Linked DNA regions of Homo sapiens: region 1 is linked to region 2. A link is an interaction called in ENCODE POLR2A ChIA-PET data of the cell type or tissue named here. Cell type or tissue: CD4-positive, alpha-beta T cell. All regions are shown on one strand. Each heading gives the region's core, and the rest is flanking DNA. Links, peaks and the distances in the headings are about the cores only. Region 1 has its middle 360 kb from the start of TRD-AS1. Region 2 has its middle 17 kb from the start of LINC02332.

Region 1 (5,383 bases), core at 292-5,291, 420 kb before region 2:
ATTTAAACTTTTAATAATAGATTTGTATATATTTTATGGTGGTAAATCATAAAGAAGTTAAAATAAGTTGAACTCATTATTTTGGTTTTTCATCAAGCAAAGGAGGAGAAAACCTTACCCATTATGATCTTAGAGATCATGTAATCTTCTAAAATGTAAGATACTCTGCGAATACTCAGTAGATTGGACAAATACATTTTTTATTCTTTAGAGCTATGCAAAATACTTAATGGTTTTTCAATACCATTAAAAAATCACCTGTTAGTGGCCTCAATTGTCTTCCAAAAAATAAAGGCGAACAAACCAAAAGCAAAAAAGGAAATTGCATTAATTACTTTTCTTCTGCCTTTGTTAATGTAACAACATGATATAGTCCTCCCTACTTTCAGTAATTGCTTGTTTCTTCTTATATTTTCGGCAGTACTGTCCTGTTAACTTACATCTTTGTGATCTGGTACAGAGTAGGCTCTTAGTGAATATTTTTTAAATGAATGGAATATTATTACTATGACTTTTACTCTATATCTTTGTAGCTTGATTTTTCACACCCGTGTTGGGGAAATTTATTGTCTATCATTGAATTTTTGCCTACAAATCTGACCCTGTGTTTACCCCATTGTAGTCTTTTGTTCAAATTCTATTCCAGAAAACTGAAAGAGTGCACAGACAATAATTTAAAGATTTGCTCAGCATAAGTTCTCTCAGTAAATTTGTCAGTTATGACTCATCTACGCATTCATGAAACAAGTAATTATTGAGTGCTTATTCTGTGCCAATATCTCTTTTTTTTTTTTTTTTTTGAGACAGAGTCTTGCTCTGTCGCCCAGGCTGGAGTGCAATGGCACAATCTCAGCTCACTGCAACCTCCGCCTCCCGGGTTCAAGCAATTCTCCTGCCTCAGCCTCCCAAGTAGCTGGGACAACAGGCACTTGCCACCATGCCCGGCTAATTTTTTGTATTTTTAGTAGAGACAGGGTTTCACCGTGTTAGCCAGGATGGTCTCAATCTCCTGACCTCATGATCCGCCCGCCTCGGCCTCCCAAAGTGCTGGGATTACAGGCGTGAGCCACCATGCCCGGCCGCCAATATCTCTTATAAACATTGAATAGTATGGGCTTTTGAACTAGCCTTTAATTATGGGAATATTAGAAACAAAAGAAAAATTAACTCCAAGTCAGCAATTGAGAATTATAATGGGAATATTATTGAAATAACAAAGTAATTTAAAAAATAGTTAAAACCTTTCTTGGAGTGTTAGAGGACTGATAAAACAAAGATGAGTACAGAGGTATTAAAACTAAGATACCTACCTTCAAACCTGATAAAAGAGTCAGAAGATTGCTGGCTGACTTTTTGCCTGATTATAGCTACACAGTTCATTCAGTCAGTCAGTCACAAGAGGGGGCTGCTTCACCTTAAAACTCAGGTTTCTTTCTTGCAGAAGGGACGCTAAGCTTATGTTTTCCACTAAAGTTCCACAGAAAACAGGAAAAAAAATGATACACTTTTATCCTCTTTAGACAAATTGTACTTTATGATCTCTTATTAAGTGTGTTATGGCTTCAAAAGTTCTGGGGCCCTTACACTGATGGACTAAGTCTTTTCAGAGCACCTCCCTTAACACTGCTTTCTCCAAGTTTCACTTCCCTAATCATCTCTTACCTCCCCTATTCCTTACACCTTTTTCTTCCTTTCCTTTACCTATTCTTACCACCGTCACCCCAAACTTCTTTGCTTTTCCTGGTCTCTTTTCTTTCCGCCTCAGTGTCCTTGGTGCACACAGTAGGCATAAGCACGGGCATAGAAATTAGGAAATGAACATGAAGGCCATGAGTTTAAGGAGGATGAGAGCCAGCACCATTTATGTCATTAGTCACTATATCAAGAACAGATATATTGAGAAATGGCTACTTAGACAACAGTCAACACATGATTCCAGGGACCTCTATAGAAAACCCGAGTTTGGGGAGACTTAGCTTTCAGTGTCAATGTTATCAATTTTTATTTTCCCCCTGAGCACATCACTTCCTACTTTTGAACTTCACTTCCGTTTTCTAGAATGTAGATGGGAATTTCCAACTCCTTACAACACAGAGCTCACTATAGGCTTCTGGGATTTAATGACACTTTCCACAAGCTCCATGGAGCAGAGGAAACTTTATTTGGTACATTGAGGAAGAAATGATGGAAGAAAAGGTCTGGATAGATACATCCTTATGATCAGTTTTCCTCATTCTGTGCCAGCCTCTTAGACTTTAAACCTCATAAATGATTTCAGTAGACACCCCCTGAGTTGAGGATGTCTGGTTGATATCCTCACCGTCTTCTCAGGAACATGACTAAACCTGGGGAGGAAGACATAGAAAAGCAACTGCTCTATCATTGGCTGACAAGATCCTGACAACAACACAATGAGAGCTGCACTCCTTGCAAGTCTTTACTAGTAGCTGTTGCTTCTGTTCTCTGGAAATTCTTTAAACCTAGAATCAGACACAAAAACTGAACTCTGGGTCCACAATCCTCATTTGTCCTTGAAGTATGAGGCTGGTGGCAAGAGTAACTGTGTTTCTGACCTTTGGTAAGTGCTCTGTGTCTACCTAGGGAGGGCTTCTGAGGACAAGGGACCCCGAAGGGTGGTTTGCCCTCTATGCTCCCTGTGCTTTATCCAGCATACTAGATATGACTGAGAACTGTTCTGTGCATTTGTCTAGGAAGTACATACATCTACATACCAGGCTAGATCATAACCATAATCCCAGAAGAGCCCTTGGCAGTATTCAGTTTTAAGAAATCTATGGGTTTACTAAATCAAGCTCCCATGGAATACAGCCTAGAGGGTCTCTGATTATTGGCATGTATCTTTGGTCTTTATAATTAACAGCAATGATATTTTTTGTGTTCTTGCAGGACATAAAAGTTTTGGAGTGTTAAGGGAGTGTTGTATCCTTGATCCATAGAATTGCATTGGTTTGAGAGTCAGGAGCTAATCTGATTTTCTTGACCCCTTAGGAACTATAATTGATGCTAAGACCACCCAGCCCACCTCCATGGATTGCGCTGAAGGAAGAGCTGCAAACCTGCCTTGTAATCACTCTACCATCAGTGGAAATGAGTATGTGTATTGGTATCGACAGATTCACTCCCAGGGGCCACAGTATATCATTCATGGTCTAAAAAACAATGAAACCAATGAAATGGCCTCTCTGATCATCACAGAAGACAGAAAGTCCAGCACCTTGATCCTGCCCCACGCTACGCTGAGAGACACTGCTGTGTACTATTGCATCGTCAGAGTCGCACACTGGGACAGATGGGGCTGCACCTGTGCAATATCTCCCTGGTGGCAAGTGAGGAGGAGGGTAGCATTCACCTAGAGCAAAATGTCGATAGGAGTCAAAAAGTAACAAGAAAAGAGGAAAAGGAAGGGAAGGAGAGAAGGAGGAAAATAGGTAAAGTAAATAAGGGAGATACGATGAAGGGTAAAAAGATAAGAATAAGAACTTTATTGTTGATGCGGCTGAGAAAAATGATAAAGAGGCTGTGAATCATAATTTGAACATAGCAATAAAATGAAGAGGGTTAAGAATTTTCAAGACTCTTCTTCATGTCAAAAAAAAATCATTTCAGTTTGTTAGTAAAAATGAATGGATAAGGAAAATCAAAATAATTCTGCTTGTCCCAAAGGCTTTTTTCGTCTGGATCCAGGGGCAAGTCCAAGCTTTGAAATGCATGCTGTTATAGTTGTTCCAATTACCAGAAACAAGTTGATGTTTCTGCAAGAAAAATCTGAAATGTTCTTTCTTACTAGTGCAGTAACATCAGTTACTAGAGCATGCATATTTGTGATGAAGGTTTTTCTTTTTGGAAAGAAACAAAAATCAAATGAATATTAATTTGTTTTTATTTTTCTTGAAGTCTTGAATCTTTAAATAGTCTTCATCACGTTTTATTTCCTAAGCAGCACACAAATCCATCTTACCATAAAAGACTCAGATAAAGCAAAAGTGAAAGACCTAGCTGCATTTCCTCATTCTTCCCTATCTCACAACACTCTTTTCAAAGAACACTAGCTTTGACAGTTTAAGGTATACCATGATAGCCAGTTTAATTTCAGTTATCTATGTTTGCATATAACTTTATGCAATCACACACAAACTTACATACATACACACAGTTTTGTCATGTAAATTGGATTTATTAGATTTTTTAACTTGCCATTTATTTTTCATTTAATAAATTGTCCTAGAGATCTTTCTATATCAATAGAGAAGTTCACTTTATTCTTTTTGGTGCTTATTTAGTACTTTGAGACATTCCATCATATAATTGCTTTTCTCTTGATGCATATTTGTTCCTATTGCCTCACTGTCATAAAGAACATTGTGTTCTACATCTTTACAGATTCACCTTAGTTTGTGTGTATGTGGAAGTGTTTATTTTAATGAGATTTCTGAAACTGAAATTACTATGTCAAAGGGAAGTTGCATTTAAAATTTTTGGAGAAAGTGGCAATTTGCCCTCCAAAGGATGTAACTACACTCCATATAATACATATATATGTATTATTATACACATAATGTATCCATTATAACTATTATATAATTAATAAATATAATACATATAATGTGTTAAATAGCTTCCAACCAACAGTAGGTGAAAGAACTCATTTTACATTTTTATAAAAATTGAATTGAGAATTACTAACGGCTTTTATTTTTATTTTACTTAATTATTCTATTTATTTATTTTGAGTCTGGGTCTCACTCTTGTCACCCAGGCTGGAGTGCAGTGGCCGGATCTCGGTTCACTGCAACCTTCACCTCCAAAACTCAAGCAATCCTCCCACCTCAGCCTCCTGACTAGCTGGGACTACAGGTACACACCATCACTCCTGGCTACTTTTTGTAGAGACAGGATCTTGCCATGTTGCCCAGTCTGGTCTCAAACTCCTGAGCTCAAGAGATCTGCCAGCCTTGGCCTCTCAGAGTGCTGGGATTATAGGTGTGAGCCACCGCACCCAGCCCAGTTTTTAATAATCCAAAGATATATTATCTTTAGTCATTTTCCTGATTCATAGTGTTTTTGAGCAACTTTTTTCTACATGTATTGGCACTTTTTCATTTGGCAATATGCTTATTCCTACCTTTTGAATATTTTTCTATTTAGTTGTCCTCTTTTCTCTTTTTATTCGTAAGAATTAGTTTCATGCCTTAAATAATACATTATTTGTATGAATATTTTATTCTAACATTACCTTTTTATTGCTTATTTCTAATATAATTTTAAATTTTTACATATTTTAACCTATCAAGTATTCCTTTCCTTTAGGCCTTGAAGGTCAATATCTTTACAGGAAATCCCTAAGTATATCACATATTTTAAT
Region 2 (5,383 bases), core at 123-5,122:
ACAGGACAGGTATGACCATGCACAGCCGCATTCTTTGGCAGAGAACACACATGATTCCCCCAAATATGTTTCTGGAAACGGAATTGAGTCTGTTCTGTGCTGAGATCTTTGACTTTCTTGAGGACAAAAGCCCCCTTGGCAGTTAGCATCCTTGAGCGGGGGTGAGGACAGAAACAGGAATGAGTCAGGCGTGAGTCACCCAAGACTCTCACTCAGCCCCAAGAGGATGGAGTGACTCTGAGTCATGCCGAGGCATGTCTTTAGCATGTGCTCCAGCACAGTGTGCATTTATGGCAAGGTGAAAAATACATTTTTGCACATGTCACTAGGAAAATGGTACCTTCTTCTCAGGCATGGCAGATGAAGTAGGAAAATGCCCGCCTGCTCTCTGGTATCTTTAGAAATACTCACACCCATCCAGCCTATGTAGGATACAATGTTTTTCATGAAGTTTTATGAAGATTCTGTTTTTCCCAAAGGAGAAATAGCCAAAGCTGTGTTTATTGATAGCTGTGATGAGGAAAATGAAGGCCAACAGGTAGCAGTGGGGTCTGGTGCTGTTTATACCCTTTAGGGAGGTTCCTTCAAGTCTTCATACCACCCATTACAAGGAAAACTTTAGCATCCGCCTTTCAGGGTTTCCAGATCTTAGAGCTACTGTGAAGGGGATGTGTCTTCAGAGAAGGGGTGGGCAAAACCAGGAGGTTTTTGTAATACACTTACACAGTGTGACTATGGGAACAACAGACTCGCTTTTGGGAAGGGGAACCAAGTGGTGGTCATACCAAGTAAGTGAGCTGGGATCCTCCTGCACAAATGGCCACAGCCACCCCCATCCCTACCCTGTGCTGGAGAGCCTCTTATCATATTTCCATGGGAGCGGGGGAAGGACATGCCATTCATCAGTGCTATATCGAAGAACCTTAGGCGGCCACTGTCCCAAATCTTTGCCTGTCCCTGGTTTCTTTCACTCTCCCCTTCTCTGCATCTCCACTGACCACACTCCCATTCTCATGTAAGCTGCCCCTGATCTTCCCTGAGGCTGGATTTCAGATTGAACAAAGGACCACAAAAGTGAGAGCTGGAGGGGACCGTGGGGACATCTTGCTCATGTTGCAGAGGGACCTGATGCCAGGGTCTAGCATCTGTCCAAGACCGTGCTGATGGTCAGTGCACAGCAGTGGAGGGGCCCCAGCCCTTTACTCCCACCCTGAGTTTGGTGGAGCCACACAGCTCTTTGCTAAGTGACCCTCAAACCCAGTGTGAGATAAGCTGAGTGTTGACAGTGCCCACCTGCTAGGGAACCAAGTACTGAGTTCCTGCCCCAGCTCAGGACTGTGGCGCAGGCCATGACCTCCCTGAGCCTCAGTTTTCATATCTCTGAAGTAGACAGCATGGTCTCTGTTTCCTCCCATCTTTCAAAAATTCTATGGAAATTATTGTGACTTTTTTCTCTGTAATTGTAGGGTTTCACAGAGGCAGGGCCTTGTCTGAGTCAAGGTCATTAGAAATAAAGGAATCCAAGGGCTTTGGATGCCTTGGCCTAATTCTAGGTGGTAAAGAGGGAAGGATGAAAGCACAAATCACAGGAAGTGCCTAAATCCTGCTTGGATTTAGTGTTGCCTCAAACAGGGATATGCAGAAATCCAACCCCAGGGTCTCCCATAGGAAGAAGACTAGGAGTGGGAAGTGCCAAAGAGCTCTGGAAAGGAAAAGAGAACAAGGAGCACTCTGAGAAAAGGAGGTCAGAACAGCTTCAGGAAAAACGTCACATAAAATTTCCTTTGCTCTCTGTCCTCGCAGCACTTTCAGAAGCTCCTTGCATCTGACTAAAGAGTAGCAGAGCCAGACCCTCAGAATGTCTGCCCCAAGCAAGCAGAGTGTGGTGTTTGTATTGGGGTGCTGGGAGCAGACATGGGGAGTTGCTGCCCTGCTTCTCTGCTGATGGGAAGGTGGTATTTTCCCCTGGGTACACGGGGGCCAAAGAGCTCTCCAGTCCCCAGCCCCTGGCTCCCGCCCCTGGGCTCCAGCACTCGGGGGCTCTAAGGACAGCAGTAGGAGACTTTCTACAACTCAGAGAGTATTCAGGAGGGTTTCCCAGGATGTTGCCCAATACCATGGGGCAATTGGTAGAGGGAGGTCACATGAAACAGGTTTTATCAAAGGCTGTCCTCACTGTGTGCATCAGGAGGAAGCTACATACCTACATTTGGAAGAGGAACCAGCCTTATTGTTCATCCGTGTAAGTATTATAGAAATGATCAAGGGAAATTTTGCAGACAGATTATATTATGGAAGGATACTGTAGTAGTGAGAGTTTGTGTTGTGATCTATTCCATCATTAAAGGAGTCCTTTGTTGCCTGGGAGTAACTATCAGTGTCAGGTCTGATGAGATGATTGAGGCTGTGCCGGACAAGGGTTTTGCACAATGATTTCAGAGGACAAATCCCCAAGTTGTGAAAAAAGACTTCACTCTTGGTTAGGTTTCTAAAACAGAACTTTCTTCTTGGCAACCAAGGGGTCTACTCTGCCCCCTCACTCCTATGTCTCTTCCACCTGAGACTCTGTCACCACCTCCCCTAGAATCCGTGAGATACCTTCCCCTGAATTAGAGCATACCAGCCAGGGTGCTGAGGCACTCTGTGGTACTGGAATGGATGGTACAGGGATGCGTTTCTGGGCTTCTGGCTGCAAGAAGCCTCATCCTTTCCCCCAGTGTAAAGCATTGCTGGGAATCATCCCATTATGAGCTACTATTTACTGAATGCCTGACACGTACCAGTGGCCATTCTCTTGTCTTTTATGTAATCCTCATTCAGTGATTACACACATCCTAATAATAGGTAGCCGATATTTTGCCCATTTTACAGGTGAGGAAACAGAGGCTTGGGATAAGTAACTTATCCAAGATTATATAGCCACGAATGACAGAGCTAGAGTTTAACTCAAATCTGTTTGACTCTAGGGCCTTGTTATTAACCGTGCCACCACCATGCCTCCTGCATTCTGTGAAGGAAGACTTCACACCTCAAAGGCCATCTGTTTGGCCTTTGGTTTGCCCATCCTGAGCCTTCTTACCATAGCGACCATGGCATGGTGACTCAGCACTTCTGAAGAGATCAGCAGAGTCATTGGGTTGGGTGGCAGAATACAGGTATGGCAGGGAGGGAAGGAGAAACTTAGGGGGACTGTTTATTGCGCATACAGTTAGAGAGAAAGAAAAATGTATCAACAAACCATAGAATAGGCTGCTTAAAAGTTTTTCTCCCAAGAAACTGTGAGTGTATGAGGGTCATGGGCAGCTGCCCCCAGCTGGCAGAGGGCAGGATTTTGTACTGTGATGTACCAGGGTGTGGACACGGGCAGGAGAGCACTTACTTTTGGGAGTGGAACAAGACTCCAAGTGCAACCAAGTAAGTACCCAAACTTAGGCTCTGGCCAAAGACACAGAAAGCCCCTACTCTGCTTTCTTAGATGATGAATCTGTACTTCCTGAACTAATTTTTCATGTTTCTTTATGAGGCTTGAATATCTTGAAATTTTAATTCCTAGCCACTAGCTTAATAGTCTGTTTTCTAACGGTAGTATTTGCCAATGGGAATTGGCCATTTCATCATTGCAGAGACAGATTCCTTTGAGACAAAAGATCTTTATCAGAAAAGAAACTGTGACTGATTATGCCAAAAGATTTATTTTTGTTCCATTTAGTTTTCATGAAAGGTGATGAATTATGCTTCCCAAAGACTCTGGGCATTGGACACACTTTCTCAAAACTGCACATCCAATTGAGAGATATAGGAAGAACTTAGAGCCTAAATAATGCCATAAAAATAATAAAAAGTTTGTAAAAAGGAACCATATAGAAATTAAAGAAGAAATGAAATAGTCTTAATGAAAGAAGATAACAGAACTGCATTAGAAACGAATGGAAATATTTAGAGGGTTTATGTATTCAACAAATATTTATTGGACAATTATTTTATTCCAAGCACTATGTTAAGTGTGAGGAAGGGAATGGGAGGGAAGGGAAGGGAAGGAAAGGAAAGAAAGGAGAGGAAGTAGAGGAAGGACCGGGAGGGAGGGAAGAAGGAAGAAAAGGAGGAAAGGAGGGAAGGAGGGAGGTTCTCTTTCATCCAGGGAAGGAGGGAGAGTCTCTGCCATCCGGGAGCTCAGAGTGCAAACAGACAACTATAGCCTATTGTCACCACGTCATAGTGGAGGTACATGCAAGTTGCAATGGAAGCACAACAGAAGACATGACTAGCCTCCAATTCTCATTGCCTGGTACATACACACATCCTCCACTATACCTTAAGCTCCATGAGGGCAGGACCCTTTTTCATCCTCACAGCTCTACAGCTCAGCACAATGCCTGGCACATAGGTGTCACCAAACAAATGATTGTGGGGAAAAAAATGCCTTCTGGCTAGATGAGTTATGATTTATACATTAACAAATATTCTCTAACAGAGAGAGTTGTTAGACCTCAAAACCAGGAGATTGCAGAATCCATCCAGATGTCTGTGGTGGGAGAAGGCCCATCTCTCAGGGAAGAGCACCTCTGTATTTATCTGTTCATATGTGTGCTTCATCAAAGCCTCTTCTCAGCCATGGTTCAGGCTGAATTTATAAAGCTTGAAACCTATCGTATTTCTCAAGAATCAGAGATCAGAGGTGGAAGGTTTACAATATCTCGATAAGTAAGCAGTACAAATGAGTTCTAGCAGTAAAAAAGAAAGAGGTCTAATGATAAATATATGAAGCCTGTCTCCACTTGAGAGACCTCCTAGAAAAGATTTGTTCTAAGGAAACTTTTCTCCATTAGGAGCAGAATCATCTTGGAAATATACAGCTCCAAGTTGTGTTAGAAAGGTGTGTACAAAGAAGACCAAAAATTCACATTTGGAATAAGGCATTAAAGTTGCCATTGTTTCTAGTAGGGAAACCCTGCAAAGTGTTGGGGCATCGTAGATCCTGCATGTTGACGCCTGCAACTAATCTGCCCCGGAGCTGTTCCGACAGTGGCTGGAGCATTTGCTGCACAGTTGCATAGGTGTTCAACAATTGCCAAAATAAAATGAAGCTATTTCGTGATGATTAGAAAGAAATAATCAGCATCAATGAGGCCTCTGATGCATCTTCAGGAGTGAGTAGGTGGAATGAAGACCTGGTAGGTGAGACTTTTCTCTCTTGTCAGAGAAAGTTTGACTTGGGGGAGCCTGGAAAACAGGGACAGGAGATGGAGTGCCCCAGCCAGGCATGCCCTGCCCAGGTCAGAGTTCTTGTAAAGCACCATCTGATTGTGTGTTTTCTGGTGGCTACAATAAGCTGATTTTTGGAGCAGGGACCAGGCTGGCTGTACACCCATGTGAGTATGACCCT

What was found. Peaks named below come from ENCODE experiments on the same cell type or tissue, not always from the same donor. Only the 100,000 strongest peaks of a DNase experiment are listed, where the experiment ranks them.
Region 1: POLR2A ChIA-PET joins it to region 2 with 6 read pairs; 5 of 35 experiments call an interaction of 5 or more read pairs at or near these places.

Annotation. Positions count from the first base shown.
Region 1 is chr14:22,120,989-22,126,371 of GRCh38, forward strand. It overlaps TRA and TRAV26-1. Among named protein-coding and RNA genes, the nearest start is that of TRD-AS1, 360 kb to the right of the region's middle. In CD4-positive, alpha-beta T cell, for the core only: no CTCF peak of the experiment used is centred there; DNase peaks (open chromatin) are centred at 1,403 and 2,343; H3K4me3 peaks cover 2,322 bases.
Region 2 is chr14:22,536,893-22,542,275 of GRCh38, forward strand. It overlaps TRA, TRAJ7, TRAJ6, TRAJ5 and TRAJ4. Among named protein-coding and RNA genes, the nearest start is that of LINC02332, 17 kb to the right of the region's middle. RefSeq lists an enhancer at 1-454. In CD4-positive, alpha-beta T cell, for the core only: no CTCF peak of the experiment used is centred there; DNase peaks (open chromatin) are centred at 209, 1,832, 3,099 and 4,249; H3K4me3 peaks cover 5,000 bases; H3K27ac peaks cover 4,963 bases.